Linked DNA regions of Homo sapiens: region 2 is linked to region 1. A link is a loop called in an ENCODE intact Hi-C map of the cell type or tissue named here. Cell type or tissue: heart right ventricle. All regions are shown on one strand.

Evidence for each region. A loop is a pair of places that touch in the nucleus more often than their neighbours do. Peaks named below come from ENCODE experiments on the same cell type or tissue, not always from the same donor. Only the 100,000 strongest peaks of a DNase experiment are listed, where the experiment ranks them.
Region 2: a loop joins it to region 1, with 16 times the contacts of the local background. A loop is called at or near these places in 2 of 110 quality-filtered maps.

What each region holds. Positions count from the first base shown.
Region 1 is chr2:126,582,811-126,590,810 of GRCh38, forward strand. All of the region lies in intron 2 of LOC105373602 (a long non-coding RNA gene), which reads right to left. Among named protein-coding and RNA genes, the nearest start is that of GYPC, 69 kb to the right of the region's middle. In heart right ventricle, no CTCF peak of the experiment used is centred here; a DNase peak (open chromatin) is centred at 3,639; H3K27ac peaks cover 1,885 bases.
Region 2 is chr2:126,695,646-126,703,645 of GRCh38, forward strand. GYPC (glycophorin C (Gerbich blood group)) reads left to right here. Exons shown (of 4, transcript NM_002101.5): 4 at 301-1,022. The coding sequence ends at 497. It also overlaps the pseudogene RNU6-675P. Among named protein-coding and RNA genes, the nearest start is that of GYPC, 43 kb to the left of the region's middle. In heart right ventricle, no CTCF peak of the experiment used is centred here; a DNase peak (open chromatin) is centred at 1,246; H3K27ac peaks cover 5,858 bases.

The sequences.
Region 1 (8,000 bases):
CACAAATAAATCTCACTGATCTCCAAACAGCAATACTTTGAGAACCAGAAGAGTAGCTTCCACTTTATTAGGCAGAAAAGTTCCTCTGTTCCTCACTGAGAAATTATAGGCTTTCTGAGACATATTTGACAATCACAAAAAAATAGAACTCCATATTTTAAAAACCAGATGAACAATATGTAATTTAAGGCATACCTATGTCACAAAAAAAAGTCTTCCACTCACTCATTATGTAATTCACTTTTCGGCACCAGCCCCTGGCATATGATATGTGAATGATAGATTAAACGGAGCTAGGAATGCACATCCCTGCTTGATTACAAAAGGAATAAAAAACTTCCATGACCCCATTGGATAGAAAGGCCATTATTATTTTTAGAAATCCTTTAGTTGAAGAGAGTTTTGCTGGCTTCCCTCAATAAACTTTTAAAAAAATACATCAGGTCCGAAAACTCTTTTAACCCATGCTCATCTTGAAACAAGTATTCTCAAGAAAACTCCCTAATTTCTACTCCTCTTCCCCTGGGTAAGCTGCTGGGGTAGTAAAGAGCTGACATTTCTTAACATTTTGTGTAGGTATGTAGACAGTAGGTCATGATGCCACTGGTGGGCTTATTGGGGCAAAGAATTACTAAGGGGAGTCATAGACCCTGGGAGTGCACAAAACACTGTGAACTGCTGAGGTTGGGCCAAGCAGAGGTGCCCACCTGCCTTGAGCATCCCTTGAGAAAAAGGTCCACGACCTGGCCAGTCAAGCAATGCCAATGCTAATTCCGTAAACTCACCAGCCAAGCAATAGCCAATGCTTACAATGGGACCTGTGACCAAGCAGGCATGGGGCAGTGAACACCAAGAGAACAAAACAAGAGCCCCAAGGAAGTGCATGTCTACCTCCCAACTAACATGAGGACACAGTGAGCTCTGCTGTGCACACAGGCCACATCTCGGGGTGGGTAAGGAGGAGCATGGAGTATGAGAGTCTTATCATTAACCTGAAGGAATACATTTTCAACCAAAAGAACACTAATTAAACCAGTGTAAGTTTTCCCACTACCAGGCCAGGTGAGAGCTCATGGGACAGAATAGGTTGTAGATAAAGAGGCAACATTTGCTTTGTCCATCTGGGCAGTGGCATGTGTGAATATTCAACCTCATCAAATGCATATAATATCTGTGTTTCCATTTGCATGAATAAATAAATGTGCATTTGCCACATTTCAGTTGGTCAATCTATAGTGGATCATCACCATTCCTTCGTGATTATCAACCGCATGTACCAGACATGGTGCTGCCTTTTATACACAACCTTACCATACTGCAAGTTAGATGGGACTACCCTATTTTACAGATGTGGAAACTGAGACTGGAGAATTTCAGTGTCACATGCAGGGTCACTCAGCTGGTAAGTGACAAAGTCAAGTTCCCAACCCAAATGTGTCAGACGCCAAGACATGTGTTCCTTTCCTACGCCTGGCAGAATCTGGAAAGCCACATAGTAGGAAAGAATAGGACAATGGCAATAGAGAAAGGGTGGAAAGAGCCTTCCAGTTTAGGGTGAGCAAAACCTGGACACCACGGCAGTGACAGAAGATGAAATTAGGAAAAAGACAGGCTCCAGGAAGGTTCTGGTGTGATGAAGCATTGAGGATACATAGGCTGGGGGCATTGCAGGGAGTGAGGTTGCCAAAGGAGGCCGGATCCTGCAGACCTGCTTGGTGGCAGGTGGAGAATGGAGGCAATAGACTGCCAAAGGGCCCTGTTTCTCCAAGTAACAGAAGTTTCTTGCCTCTTGTGACAACTGCAGGGCCAAGCAGCCCTCTACTCATGAGGCAGAAGTGTGTGTCACATCAGCCAACTGCTCCCATAACATAATTCCCCTACCTTGTACCTGCAGTGCACATGCTGTCCAGGGGTGGGTCCTCTGGCTGTCAAAGATTATTATTGAGGAATTTCAGCCCAGGCCTTCCTCACAGAACAGTGTGTCTATGTCTACACTTGCCAAACCTATAAGACTGGCCCACCTTGTGCTCCAATCCTAAGGTACACTCTAGTGTCGAGATAGGAGATGAGTCTCAACAGCTAATGGATACCATATGGCCAAATTCCATAAATCTGTGTGGTGAAGTCAGGGGTCATCTGCCTGGACAAATCCCAGCTCCACCTCCACTTGTTGTGAGACCTTAGGCAAGCCCTTGCTTCCCTAGCTCTTATTTCCTCACTCTAATATTGGAATAATAGCATCTATTTGATAGTGCTCTTTATAAGGACCAAGTCAGTTCACTCCTGTAAGACACTCATTCCCAGAAGACACTCATTGCATGTTAGCTATTGTTAATAAGTTACTCCTTCCAGTAAACACGACATTCATGGGAGATAATGTTTCCTTCATAAACAGGAATGAGACTCCCAGTTACTGATGGCAGAATGTGAAGGAAAGTGTGGGTTTCAGTATTTGGCAGCACAGGGTTCCATGCATGCTCCCAAGACTTCAGAGGTATAGGGGCCCCAATGTGCAATGGCAGCCTGGGAGAGAAGCAGGCACTTAACTCCAGCCTGTGAGATCTGCTACAGCATGAATAGAGAGAGGGTCCCCAGAAGCCTTGGAGACCCAGCCCTTACCCCATTGTGTCCTGAAGGCAGGACATGGAGTCAAAGAAGATAATTCTCAAGTCTTGAGATTTAGTGTTCTCTTTGTTGGGTTTAGACTAACTTGGTACCTGTTACTCCTTTCTTCTTGCCTATTCTCCTATGTCTGTCCTGTGCCTGTCCCATGATTGTATTTTGGAATCCCATAACTTGCTTGATTTCAGACTCACAGCTAAAGGGAAATTTGCCTCAGGATGAACCGTGCCTTGAGCCTAACCCATATCCAATTTAGATGAGACTCTGGACTTTGAACTTTTGAGTTCATGCTGAAATGCGTGAAGACTTTGGGGGGTGATGGGATAAAACAAATGTATTATGCATGTCATGAATTTTGGCAGGTATTTCGGGGCCAGGATTGGAAGGCTTTGGTTTGAATGTGTCCCCTCCAAAATGCAGATGTTGCCAATGTAGTCAGATTAAGAAGCGGGGCTTTTTAGAGGTGATTAGGCCATAAGGGCTTCTCCCTGGTTAATGGGATTAAGACCTTTATAAAAGAGGCTTCACACAGTGTTCAACTAGTTTGCCTTCCTATTTTTTAGCATGTGAGACCCAGCATTCATGGAGCCAACCTGGAAGCAGAGAGCAGCCCTCACCAGACACCAAACCTGCCGATGCCTTGATTGTGGACTTTCCAGCCTCCAGAACTGTAAGAAATAAATTTCTTTTCTTTATAAATTACCCAGTCTCAGGTATTCTGTTACAGCAGCATGAAATAGACTAAGACAGTGAGGATGTAGAATTTCAATTTGGGTAGGTGAAAAAACTCTGGAGATGAATGGTGATGATAGTTTCAAAAGAATGTAATTATACTTAATTTCACTAAATTGTACATTTAAAATGGTTAAAATGGTAAATTTTCTGTTAAGTATGTTTACCACAATTAAAAACACCTTCTAAAGTCTTCCCATGGCCAATAAAGCAAAGCTCAATCTCTCCGGCCAAATGCGCAACTGTTCTCATGGGCTGGGCACATGTGCTAGTCTGGCGTGGTCACTTTCCATTTCCTACCCACAGTTCAGCTACAGTGAGTTCCCTGGTGTCCCTGGAGTGTACCCTTCTCTCATTTCCGTGCTTTGTGTATGTGCTTCTGTCCACTGGGAATTTCCTTTGCTTGTTTTTTCCCCTTTGTCTACGCTTACTCTGGGTCACTCAGCTCACATGCCGTGCTCCTCTGGGAAATCTTCTTCGATCCTCAGGATGGATCAGCTTTGCTTTCCTGGTGCTCCCGCTGCTTTATGAGAGCATTGATAACACTGCAATCTAATCATCCCATAACAATGCAAGGGGGAACACCTATTAGAAAGAAATAAAGCCATATTGTGTTCACATTTTAATGAGAGGAGAAAATTCCGTCCATAAAAATAGACCCAGAAGTGACATAGACAATATAATTAGTAGACAAAGATGTTAAATCAGTTCTTATAACTACATTCCACATGCATAAGAAAAAAAGGGACGCGTGAGCATGGTAAGCAGAGATATGGAGCATAAGTAAAGGACTCCAATAACATTCCTAGGTGCAAAAAAACATAATGTTGGAGATTTAAAATATAATGAATGGGATTAAAAGTACATTATACATTACAGATGAAAAAGGGGTAAACTTGAAAATATAAAAATAGAAACGACAAGATGAAAAACAGAGAGAAAAAAGGGATAAAAAATGAAAAGCGAATCAGTGAGTTATGGAAAAACTTCAAGAAACCTAATCTATGTATAACTAGAATATGTGAAGAAGATAAAAAGAGAGTAGAAATAGAAAAACACATACTTGATGAAATCATTGCCAAAAATATTCAAAGTTGATAAAAACTAGAAACCCACAGATCCTAAAACTCAAGGAACTACAAATACAAGAAATATGAAGAAAACCACACCATAATGCATCATAGTTGAAAATATTAAAACCAGTGATAGAGAGAAATCTTAAAACCAGCCAGTAAAAAAAGTCTCATTACATACAAAATGGTAAGAATGACAGAAGTCTTCCCATTGGTAAAAATGAACACAAGTTAATAATAGTGGGACATCTTTAAGGTACTGAAAGAAAAGAAGTCAACTTACTATTAAAAAAAAAAAACTCGGCAAAAATATCTTTCGAAAACAAAACTGCCTGGGTGCAGTGGCTCATGCCTATAATCCCCACACTTTGGGAGGCCAAGGTGGGAGGATTGCTTGAGGCCAGGAGTTCAAGATTAGTGTGGGCAACATTGTGAAACCCCATCTCTACAAAAAAAATAAAATAAAATTAGCCGGGTGTGGTGATGCGTTCCTGTAGTCCCAGCTGCTGGGGAAGCTGAGGCAGGAGGATCATTTGAGCCCAAAGAGGTCGAGGCTGCAGTGAGCTATGATTGCACCACTGCACTCCAGCCTCAGAGACAGAGCAAGACCCTGTCTCAAGAAAAAAAAGAAAACAAAGATTTTCATAGGCAAACAAAAGCTGAAAGGATTTATCATTAGCTACCCTGCACTACAAAAAATATTATGGAAAGTCTGTTAGAAAGAAAATGACATCAGATGAAAAACTCTATGTAAAAGAACAAAGAACTCCAGAAATAATAAATATGTCAGTTAAATATATATATATATATATTCTTCTCATTTTAAAAATATCTTTAGAACATAATTGATTGCTTAAAATAAAAATAATAGCAATGTATTGTGAAATGTATAAAATACATAGAAGTAAAATGTATGGCAACAACAGCACAACAGCCAGGAGGGAAACACAGAAGTATAACATTACAAATTTCTTATATCATGTGGGAAAGGGTGTGATATTACTTATGGGTAAACAGTGATAGGTACAAGATGCTAACTATAAATCCCAAAGCAAACATTGCTATGATACACAGATTCTTCAGGTGGCCCCTCAATCCACTCCTCTGAGTGTTCATGCTTTTGCGGGATCCCTTCCTCTTGAGTGTGGGTTGGACCTGTAACTTCTTTCCATTCAATAGAATATGAGAAAAATGATAGAATGTATGTGATTATGTTATACAATATTGCAACATTCATCTCGCTAAAGTCTGTCTATAATTTGGAATAAAATAATGGAGTGAATGTTTTCCCACTATATCATAAATAAACAATATCTACTGTTATAACTCCTATTCAACATTATAATTAATGCTTTACCCAATACAATACAGCAAGAAAAATAGATGGCATAAGGTTGTAAGGAGGAAAAAAAGCTCCCTCTATTTGCAATTGTTGATTGCATAGAAAACGATAAAGAATTAACCAAAACAACCACTAGAAGTAATAAGTGAATTTAGCTATGTTGCTCGACACAAGGTCAATATATAAAAATCAATTGCATTTCTATGCAATAGCAATGAAAAAATTGGAAATAGAAAATGTTAATATAATTTATAAATGTATAATAATGCCAAAAAATATGATACTTAGGTATAACTATAGCAAAAATGTGAAAGACCTTTATGGTAAAAATTATAGGATACTGGTAAGAGAAATGAAAGATATCCTAATTAAATGTTAAGATATGCCTTGTTCATGGATTAGAAGACTTAATATTGTTAAGAATTCATTTCTGTCTAAATTAAAACATATATACAACCCAATTTCAACGAAAATTCTGGCAGAATTTTTAGAAATAGGAAAAGTGATTCTAAGATTTGTGTGGAAAGGCAAAGGAACTAGAATAGCCAAAACAGATTTTACAAAATAGAACCAACTTTGAGGAATTTTAATAACTGATTCAATACTCAGTTATAAAACTACATTAATGAAGACATGGAATACTATCAAAAGGACAGACACAAATGTCAATTGAACAGAATAAAGAGGCTAGAGTTAAACCGACATATACGTGATTGTTTTTACAAAGGTGCAAAAGTACTTCCTTGGAAAAAACATAGTCTTTTTCATAAGTGGTTCTAGAACAATCAGTTATTTACATGCAATAAAAAATATCAATCCTTTCCCCAAAGCACATATAAATTGATCAATTGGACTTTATCTGACTTTAAAAGTTAAAAAGACAATTTGCAGATTGGGAGAAAATAATTACGAATCCCATATCTAATAAAAAACTTGCATACAAATTACACAAAAAGACTTTCAAAACTCAAAAATATGAAAACTAATAGCCCAATTTTTTAAATGAGAAAAGACATTAATAGACACTTCACCAAAGAAAATATGAGAATGACAAAATAATCATAGAAAAGATGATCATTATTATTAGTTATCAGGGAAAAGCAAATTAAAATCACAATGAGTATCACTATACACCTCCTAGGAGGAATGTTTTTTTTTTTTTTTTTAACTGAAAATGCCACGTTCTGCTAATGGTGTAGAATAGCTATAATACATAACACTTTGTTGGTGGGAATGCAAAATGGTAGATATTTGTAAAACAAAGTGCCAGTGTCGTATAAAGTAAAACATAGATTTACCATGTGGCTCAGAAATTCTCCTTGGTATTTACCTTAGTGAAATGGAAACTTATATTTGTACAAAAACCTATGCATTCGTGTTTACAGTGGCTTCATTTTGTAATCCCTCAAACTAGTAAACTCCAATTTTTCTCTAAGAAACTAATAAATACAGTGTGATATGTCCATATAATGAAATACTACACAGCAATCAAATGGACATGGAATATCACTGGAGACATGGAAGCTACGAAACAAAACCGAATGAAAATTTTAGAACTAAAATGAGCACTATCTAAAGTGAAAAATGATTGGTTGGGCTCAACAATACACTGGAAGCAAAAAATTTAAAAAAAAAGAAAGAAAATACAAATTTGCTGATGATTTGAGGGAAATTACCATTTTAAAAAGAGAAGATTGAACAAAAATAAACAAAGCCTCAGGGACTGTGGGACAACACAGATCATTGGAATTCTAAAAAGAGAGAAAAGAAAATTAAATGATGAAAAGATCTTTAAAGTCCCAAATTTGGTGAAATCTATCAACTTATAGATCTAATAAATGCAGGAAAATAACCAGCATAATGACTGCAAATAACTCTATATGTAGGCAGAACAGAGTCAAAATACTGAAAATTAGAGATAAACAGGCTGGGCGCAGTTGCTCACGCCTGTAATCCCAGCACTTCAGGAGGCCAAGAAGGGCAAATCATTTGAGGTCAGGAGTTCGAGACCAGCCTGGCCAACATGGTGAAACTCTGTCTCTACTAAAAAATACAAAAATTAGCCGGGCATGGTGGCGGGCACCTGTAATTCCAGCTACTCCGGAGGCTGAAGCAGGAGAATGGCTTGAACCTGGGAGGTGGAGGTTGCAGTGAGACGAGATTATGCCACTGCACTCCAGCCTGGGCGACAGAGCAAGACTGTCTCAAAACAAAAAATAATAAAAATAAAA
Region 2 (8,000 bases), 110 kb after region 1:
TCTGGGTCAGATGATTTTGCATGACTTTAGGTTAATGTTAAGTGTTCTGAGCCTGCTTAAGGTAGGCTAGGCCAAGCTTCGATGCTCAGTAGGTTTGGAGTATTAAATGCATTTTTCATTTACAGTATTTTTAACTTATTATGGGCTTACAGGAACCTGGCTCCCATCATAAATCAAGGAGCATCTCTTTTGGTTGTGGCATTGTATCTGTCCTCACACAACCCCTGTGGGTCTTGACCACCATCCCAGGCCCCAGAGCCCCTGCCTCAGACTGACCCTTGCACCTCTTCCCACCTGCAGGTGTGATTGCTGCTGTGGCCATCGTCCTAGTCTCCCTCCTCTTCGTCATGCTGCGCTACATGTACCGGCACAAGGGCACGTACCACACCAATGAGGCCAAGGGCACGGAGTTTGCTGAGAGTGCAGATGCAGCCCTGCAGGGAGACCCTGCCCTCCAAGATGCTGGTGATAGCAGCAGAAAGGAGTACTTTATTTGAGGGACAACAGACTTCACTTCCCTGAATGCCTCCCCCATCTCCATCAGGAAAAATACACCCCATCGCCCAGCACCCCTGCTGATACCACCAGACAGAGAGAGAGAGCACTTGATTCTTCCCGAGATAGCCACCTGGAAACACTAGGTGCCTGCCCAGGGAGGAACGGAGGAGGACTCGCGCTACAAGAGGCCACTCCCAGGGACCCAGGGAGGCGATGGCCACCCCAGAGGCCACCTTTTGCTCCACGGAGGTGGGAGAAAATCTGGGCACATGGGGCCCCCTGGGCAGTGCAGGACAACATCAGCTCACTGGCAGGAAAGTCCTTGTTGAGGGTGAGGGGGTGCTGGGGTACCCGGGGGCTGGGGAAGCAAGGAAATAAGTCATCTGTATGCTGACTGGGGATAATGGCATCAAATGTCAGTCCTTGACATTTGGGGGGAACAGCAGGTGCCAGAGCTAAAAGGTACCTTTGTCTGCCATTGATCCAGCTCAGAACGATTGGAAATAAATTTGAAATGTAACCGAGCATTCCGAGTCCAACAGTATTACTGTAGTTATCTGGGGAAAGATAAACGCCACCCAGGGCTTGCTTTTCACCTGTGCAATATTATATTCTCTGACGGGGCCAGGACAGTTCATTTCTGGCTCTTGTGGGGGCCAGTTCCCAGAGAGCACAGCCAGTACAGGCGGCTCCCAAGCCTGCCAAGGGAGGAAGGACAAGTGACCAGCTTTCCTTTCCCTACAGGGGCACCAGCTGCAGGAAACAAAAGGAAGGGTGAAATGTCCCTCTAGAAATAGCCGTTCCCAGTGGCCAGGGCACTAGCTGAAGTGTTGATTTTCCAAGGTGCAGTATTAGAACAAATGGACCTGATCCAAAAATATGAGTGAGTCTTGTCCTTCCAATCACAGTGACCGTGGCACCCAGGGGTGGAAGCAGAGGCTGCAGAGCTCCGCTCGATGGCTTTGGGTCCCAGCTCCCCTTTCCTGGTCCCAGGACCTTGAACAACTTGTTTGACCCCTCTGGCCCCCGTGTTCTCCTCCCTCACGTACAAATGATGCTGATAATGACACCTCTGTTGTGCCTGACTCCCAGCGTTGAGGGTCAAGTGCTCAGACCTCCCTGTCTTCCAGTGTCAGCAACTGTGTGCAGCGGTAAACAAACATTCTTCATTGCACTACTTCTGCACACTTCCTGAGGAGTAGCTGTCACTCAAAATCACAGAGTAACAGGAAGAGAAGATGAACTGGTTAACCATCCCCTTCCAGGCGAGTTTTTCCAAGATTCCCAACAGCTCAGCTGTCACTCCAAGGACCAGCAGCTATGAGGTTAAAGACTGCACGCCAGGTGCTGGGGTCACCTAGGTACTCCCTGGGGCTCAGGATTCTTGAGGCTGCACCATCTCCACTTGGGAGTTGGCAGAAAGGTCCCAAAGATCTCCCTGGGAGGATTACGGGGAATGTGAGCTCAGTGGGGGGTCCACCTGTCAGAGGAGCTGGCAATCCTGGGGCCGTGGTGGGGGAGATGAGCTGGGAGCTCACAGAAGCAGTGATGGCAGAAGCCTGGTCCAAAAGTGAGACCTTTTCCTGGTGACCCGAGCTCGCAGGCCTTCATCTATGAAATAAAGGGCTTGGCTGTATCTGCATGGCCCACACTGATCTTCAGAACACCAGTGTGGCAAAAATGGCGATAAATAGGCCCAATGAATATGCACAAGTCAGTTTAGAAAATGATGTATCATGTAAAGTGAAAGCAGTGCAGGCTCCTCAGCGTCTTCACTGGCCCAGTGTGGATGCTGACACTGGTGGGAGGGGAGCTGTGCACATAGCCTTTCCCAAGCATGTTGAACCAGAGACCCCATTTGCTCACACGATACCTGCTAGGAACTCGTGGACCAAGTGGTCCTCGGAGCACATTTTGGAAACACTCAGGTAAATGGTTTCTAACATCCCCTCCTGTGGCAATGCCATTTCAGGTTTTTGAGCACCCACATCTTCCAGGTTTGGGAGCACAGATCACTGTCCAGTGAGCACAGAGGAGGCACCAGAACCTACACATAGACACTCATTGGGGTGAAAAGGCTCCAGAAGAGGATGAGCCCAGGGCTCTCGAGGCCTCCTAGAGAGCAGGTGCCTATGTGGGGGAAGGATGATGGTAACTCATTCCTTTCTCCCTCATTGGGCCCAGGGGCTGTCTATACTAAGCTTGACTCCCTGGCCACTCACCTCCCCTTCCTCACCTCCCTTTATCCTCACTCTTTTGCCTGCCTAGTGTCCTGGAAAACAATTGAAACACAGTCTGCTCCCAGTCTACTGGGTCCCCAGACCCAGCCAGAATCAGGCTCAGCAGCAGTAGTGATGACATGGAAGCTGCAGAGCTGGTTTGTCCCAGGTGGCCTAGCTCAGATGCCACGAGGAGGGAACTGTTGCAGGCTAACTGCAGAGGCCAGATGGCCACACCAGAGAGCAGGGCAACTTAAAGAGATAATGCACACACACACACAGAGTGCACACTGGTGGACACTTGTGGGCAATTAATAATCCTCTCTTAGATTAGGGACCAGGTTTTTAAATCTGATACTTCCTCCAGCAATGCACTAAGTCATTCTGCAGCACGTCTGCAACCAGTGTTAGTTGGGGTAAATAATGCACAAATTTGCACACACCAAAGAGTCAAAAAGACTGTTAAGAAGGAAGAAAGAGGAGAGGAAAGGAAGAGAGGGGATGGGGCAGAGAAGGGCTGGAAGAAGAGGGAAAGGGACAGAGCTCTGTCTGTAGAAAATCCCAGCTTCTTTGCACATAAGCCTCCTTTAATCCTCGAAATAATCCTGGCAAGTGGATATCCTTATCCTCCCTTTAGATCTGTAGAAATTGAGGTGCAGAAAGGTCAATGAGCTTTACTGGAGGTCTCACAGTTTCTAATGGCAGAGGAGCCATTTAACTCAGGCCTGTCTGGCCTCCCTTCAGGAGGTTGAGATGAGTCAGCAGGAGCTGCCCAGGGAGCAGAGCAGGTGGCATCAAGACTCATGGATGCTGGCATGACTGACCAGTGCTGGGATCAGAGAATCCCCAGCCAGGTCTCTGCCACCCAGTGGCCCTGGACAGTGATGGCCCAGGCACCTCTGCCAGCATCCCCATCCCTAGTCAGAGCTGGCCTGGTTGAGAGGTCTCTCCTGGTGGCGAGAGATAATGCAGTGGAGCCTATCTGCTCTTGGTGGGATGATTAGCTTATAGAGATAGCAAGTGCTGCCAGCCCGGTCACACCTCATCCACACTTCCAGCACCCAGGACGCTTGCACCCAGGCCAGTCTTATGAAAAGGAAAGTGATCATCTAGATTACATCATGCCAAAGCATCCCTACCAACACTTCTTAGATGATTTGTGCTTCTTCAAAGTGCTCATTCCCAAACTAAGAGTATTTAGTGATTAAATTTCAGATTCAGAGACAGATAGATAATATATATGTGTGTGTGTCTGAGTATATAGCTGTAATCCACAAACATTTATTAGGTACCATGTAAGTGTTGAAATTACATAGCTGAATATAGCAGCCTCTGCCTTCAGGGGTCCCTAGCTTAGGGGAGAAGATAAACATGTAAATATATATAAGCCCTAAAGTATTATGGATGCTGAGAGAGTAGTGATACAGATCAATTTAAAACACTAAGGAGAGAGAGATCAGTTCTATCTTGGGAGTGAGATGGACTTAGGAAAGGCTTTAGAGAAGAAGGGAGGCTTGGGCCAGTTGCACAGTATATAAGGGCTTGACCACAGAGCGGCTTCAGTCCCAAGCTAAGAAATTAGGACTTTGTTGCATAGGTAATAAAGAGTCACTGAAGGAACAAGTCAGTCTCTATCATATGGATAAGATAATGATCAAGTTAAACAAGACAAAAGATGAAAATGCACCATGGAAATTCACAAAGGGGCTTCAAAAGATCTAGCAAGGCTCAGACCCTGCCTGTGGAGCTGGAGGCCTCCCCACCCTGGGGCTCACCCACTCCTCCAGCTGCTCCATTGTTTAGTCTGAATTTCACATGACTTGGCCCATCCTGCCTGGAGAGAGATGGATCTCATCTATTCACCAGAAGAAGCGGCAGGAGGTCAAGGCTTTGAGCCAATTGTTATGTAAATATTAGAGAGAATTTTTTCTTCTTTTTTTAATGGAAGGAACTCCCCTTCATGATTTTATCTTTTTGTCCTCCCTGGAGAGAATCTGCTCAATTGTTTTTCATTCCTTACCTAAAGATTTTTATCATCATAGCAACGGGAATGATTTAGGGGCCAACAGTACTTTAGCTGGCCCACTGCCACAAGTAGAACTACAGGCATTTTAATGTTTGCAATTTAGCATGTCAGCATGATGCTATGAAAAGAGAGTGGCTCTGGAATTGGACAGACTTGGACAAAAATCTCATCTCAGGCACTAACTAGCTCTGCGTGACCTAGGAAGAGTTACTTAACTTCTCCGTGCTCCACGGTTCTTACCAGTAACATGGTGACAAAATATTTGCATTTTCATGTTTTGAATAGTAAGTTAAAGGAAGATATAAACTTGCCAAGAATTGTGAAGGGTCTGAGGTTTTGCCCTGCTTTTAAGTGAGCAATTCGGCCTATACCAGTTTCATAGATGCTGACAGAAGACATGAGATACCTGGGTCAGAGATAAAGGCACTTACAGCCCAGCAAGCAGCATGACATCAGCATATTTGAATGGCATCTCTTCATCTCCAAGTTAGACGTGGGTGATGTGGGTGATCTCAGAGGATGTTTATCCATATGGTGGGTGGAGTTCCAGAAGAGAAATCTTGAACCAAGAAAATCAGAATCTCATAATGGGCAGTAAAATGCCTGCCTTTTGCACTGGAGGGAGCTACTACTGGGTCTTCCAAGTCTGTTTAATACACAAACATCCTGGAAAAGGTAGTCAAGAACACAGTGCAGTTCCTGCCTCACTCAACAGATGTGAAAAATGCAAGAGACCCATGGAGAATTGTCTCCCAAAAAGGTAGGCACTGCCTAACATTGTGCCTGGTACCTGTGAGTACTCAATAAATACATGTTGAATGAACAATGCAATGAACTAAATAACAGGGCTCATAGGTCTTTAAAGTGTCCCAGCTTTCTCTCCAGAAAATCAAAAACATCTTCTGTTTCTCAAACCACATGCAAGAGTTTAAAGCAGAAAACTTTTCTCCATCCTCTGGCCAGTGTATGAGAGATCTCACTGCAGGCTTGGTCTTTTTTATTGGTTTGCTATGACAGGAACACATAGAGGCATACAGCTGTGAGAATGTTTTGGTTCATGGGTGGATCCATAAATCCAGAGCCCTGGCAATAAGGTTGGGTGGAGTTCGCCAGCCTCTATTCTAAGATCATCCTGTAATCAAGAGGTCTCTTGCCAACATTATAGACCTCCAAAGCTGATGTTAAGATATGCAGATCTCCTAGTTTTTTTAGAACCAAATACAAAAAAAAAGCCACCTTTTATTTTTCAAGTAGCTGAAATTATTATCATTTTTTTTCTCTCAAAAAGTACTTAGAAACAAGTTCTATATTCAGCTTTCTCAAGATAAAGCTTCCTCTGGGCTTACTGAGATTCCCCAAGTCAGAGTGAGGCCACTCCTTTCTCCAGGGAAGGACCTTTTTTGTTTTGTTTTGTTTTGTTTTGTTTTTGAGACAGAGTTTTGCTCTCGTTGCCCAAGCTGGAGTGTAATGATGCAATCTCGGCTCACTGCAACCTCCGCCTCCCAGGTTCAAGCAATTCTCCTGTCTCAGCTTCCCAAGTAGCTGGGATTACAGGCGTCCACCACCATGCCCAGCTAATTTTTTGTATTTTTAGTAGAGAAGGGGTTTCACCATGTTGGCCAGGCTGGCCTTGAACTCCTGACCTCAGGTAATTCGCCCACCTCAGCCTCCCAAAGTGTTGGGATTACAGGCGTGAGCCACCGCGCTCAGCCCAGGAAGGACCATTTTGTTCATAGCTGCAGTGCACGGACATTGTCTTCTTAAGGTAACAAATGGAGGTGTTAGGGTGAAAGGATGGTAGGCATCCAGACCTCAGCTCCCAGGCAGAGATAACACCATTAATTCCTTCATTCGGAACACAAATGTTCTCTGCATTTACACTACAGGTGGTGCAATGCCAGAGATTTGGAGCTGAGCAAGGCCTTACTGGCTCCCTGGAGGACACTGGCTGCAATAAGAGATGTGTTAAAATAGTTCAAGCTGCAAGGGTTCCATCACAGAGGACCAAATGGCCTGAGGGGAAGTCAGGGAAGGATTGTTGGAGGGAGAATTCTGACATGGGTTTTGAAGGAGCTATCTAGGTGAGGGGATGACAAATGCAGAGAAATCGAGGTGATATTGGAACCTGCAAGTGTGCAGTTCTTCCTGCAGCTTCAGGCATGTATGGAAGTAACCAAGGATGACTCCGACACAGAGACTGCAAAGAACCAGCTAATGAGGGGGCTGGCCACTATGCTGTAATTGAAGGTGGTAAGAGCCCTTTACAGGAGGAAAGTGGGTGCAGATATGGTCAGATTTGCAAATTATGTTGCATCCAATGTTGAGAGGAATTAGAGGTTGTACTCTGGGGAGGAAGACAGCCTAGAAATTACTGAGGCCTGAACAGGGAAAAGCACCTTATGAGAGATCTTTCAGGATGAGACAAAATCCAGTTAATTTTTTTTTTAAATAAAAATATGGAACGCTTCATGAATGTGCATGTTATCCGTGCACAGGGGCCGTGCTAATCTCTGTATCATTCCAATTTTAGTATATGTGCTGCGTAAGTGAGCACCAAAATCCTCTTTTAACACAATTGTGAATCAATATGACCCTGAATTGGTTATGAAGCACCATGTGTACAGAACACAATAGCCCCTGGAGCAAAAGATCAAACTAGACCTGTTGAGTTTGTGGATGAAGACCGTTCATCTGCCTTTGTACTAAAATCTCTATGGAATAAACCAAGTTTTTAAGTATCACATAGACACATCTGCAGCTCCTCTGCAACAAAAGATACCTAACCAGGATCCCAAAGAGAAAATGAAAGCAAAGGATTCAGAAGGGCTACCTCATGAGGCCTGGCCTCTATGCCTCTGGGAGGCCAGGGGGAAGGCCATTCCACCCAGACTTTTGACCTGAGTCAGAAATTTTACCCTGCAAGTTTTCTTCTTTGGGATGAGTATTAGAAAGCTCTCTGCCAAGTACGTCCCTCCAGGCAGGGAGGAAGCAGGGAGAATAGTGAGAAGGCCCACCACCTTCCCTCTTCATCTGGAGACAGGAGAGCCGAAAGGGATGCCGAGGCATGTGTGTGGAGTGTGTGGTGGGAGGGACACAGGAGGGAAGAAAATGTAGATGATTCCAAGTTCACTACTCTTCCCCGGCTCAGCTCTGACACGCTTCTCAGGTCGGAATGCCATCCTGTGCCCATGTGAGAACATGAGACCAAAAAAAGGCTGTGCTAGAAGTCAGGCAAGTGTTTCAGACAAGGTCATAAA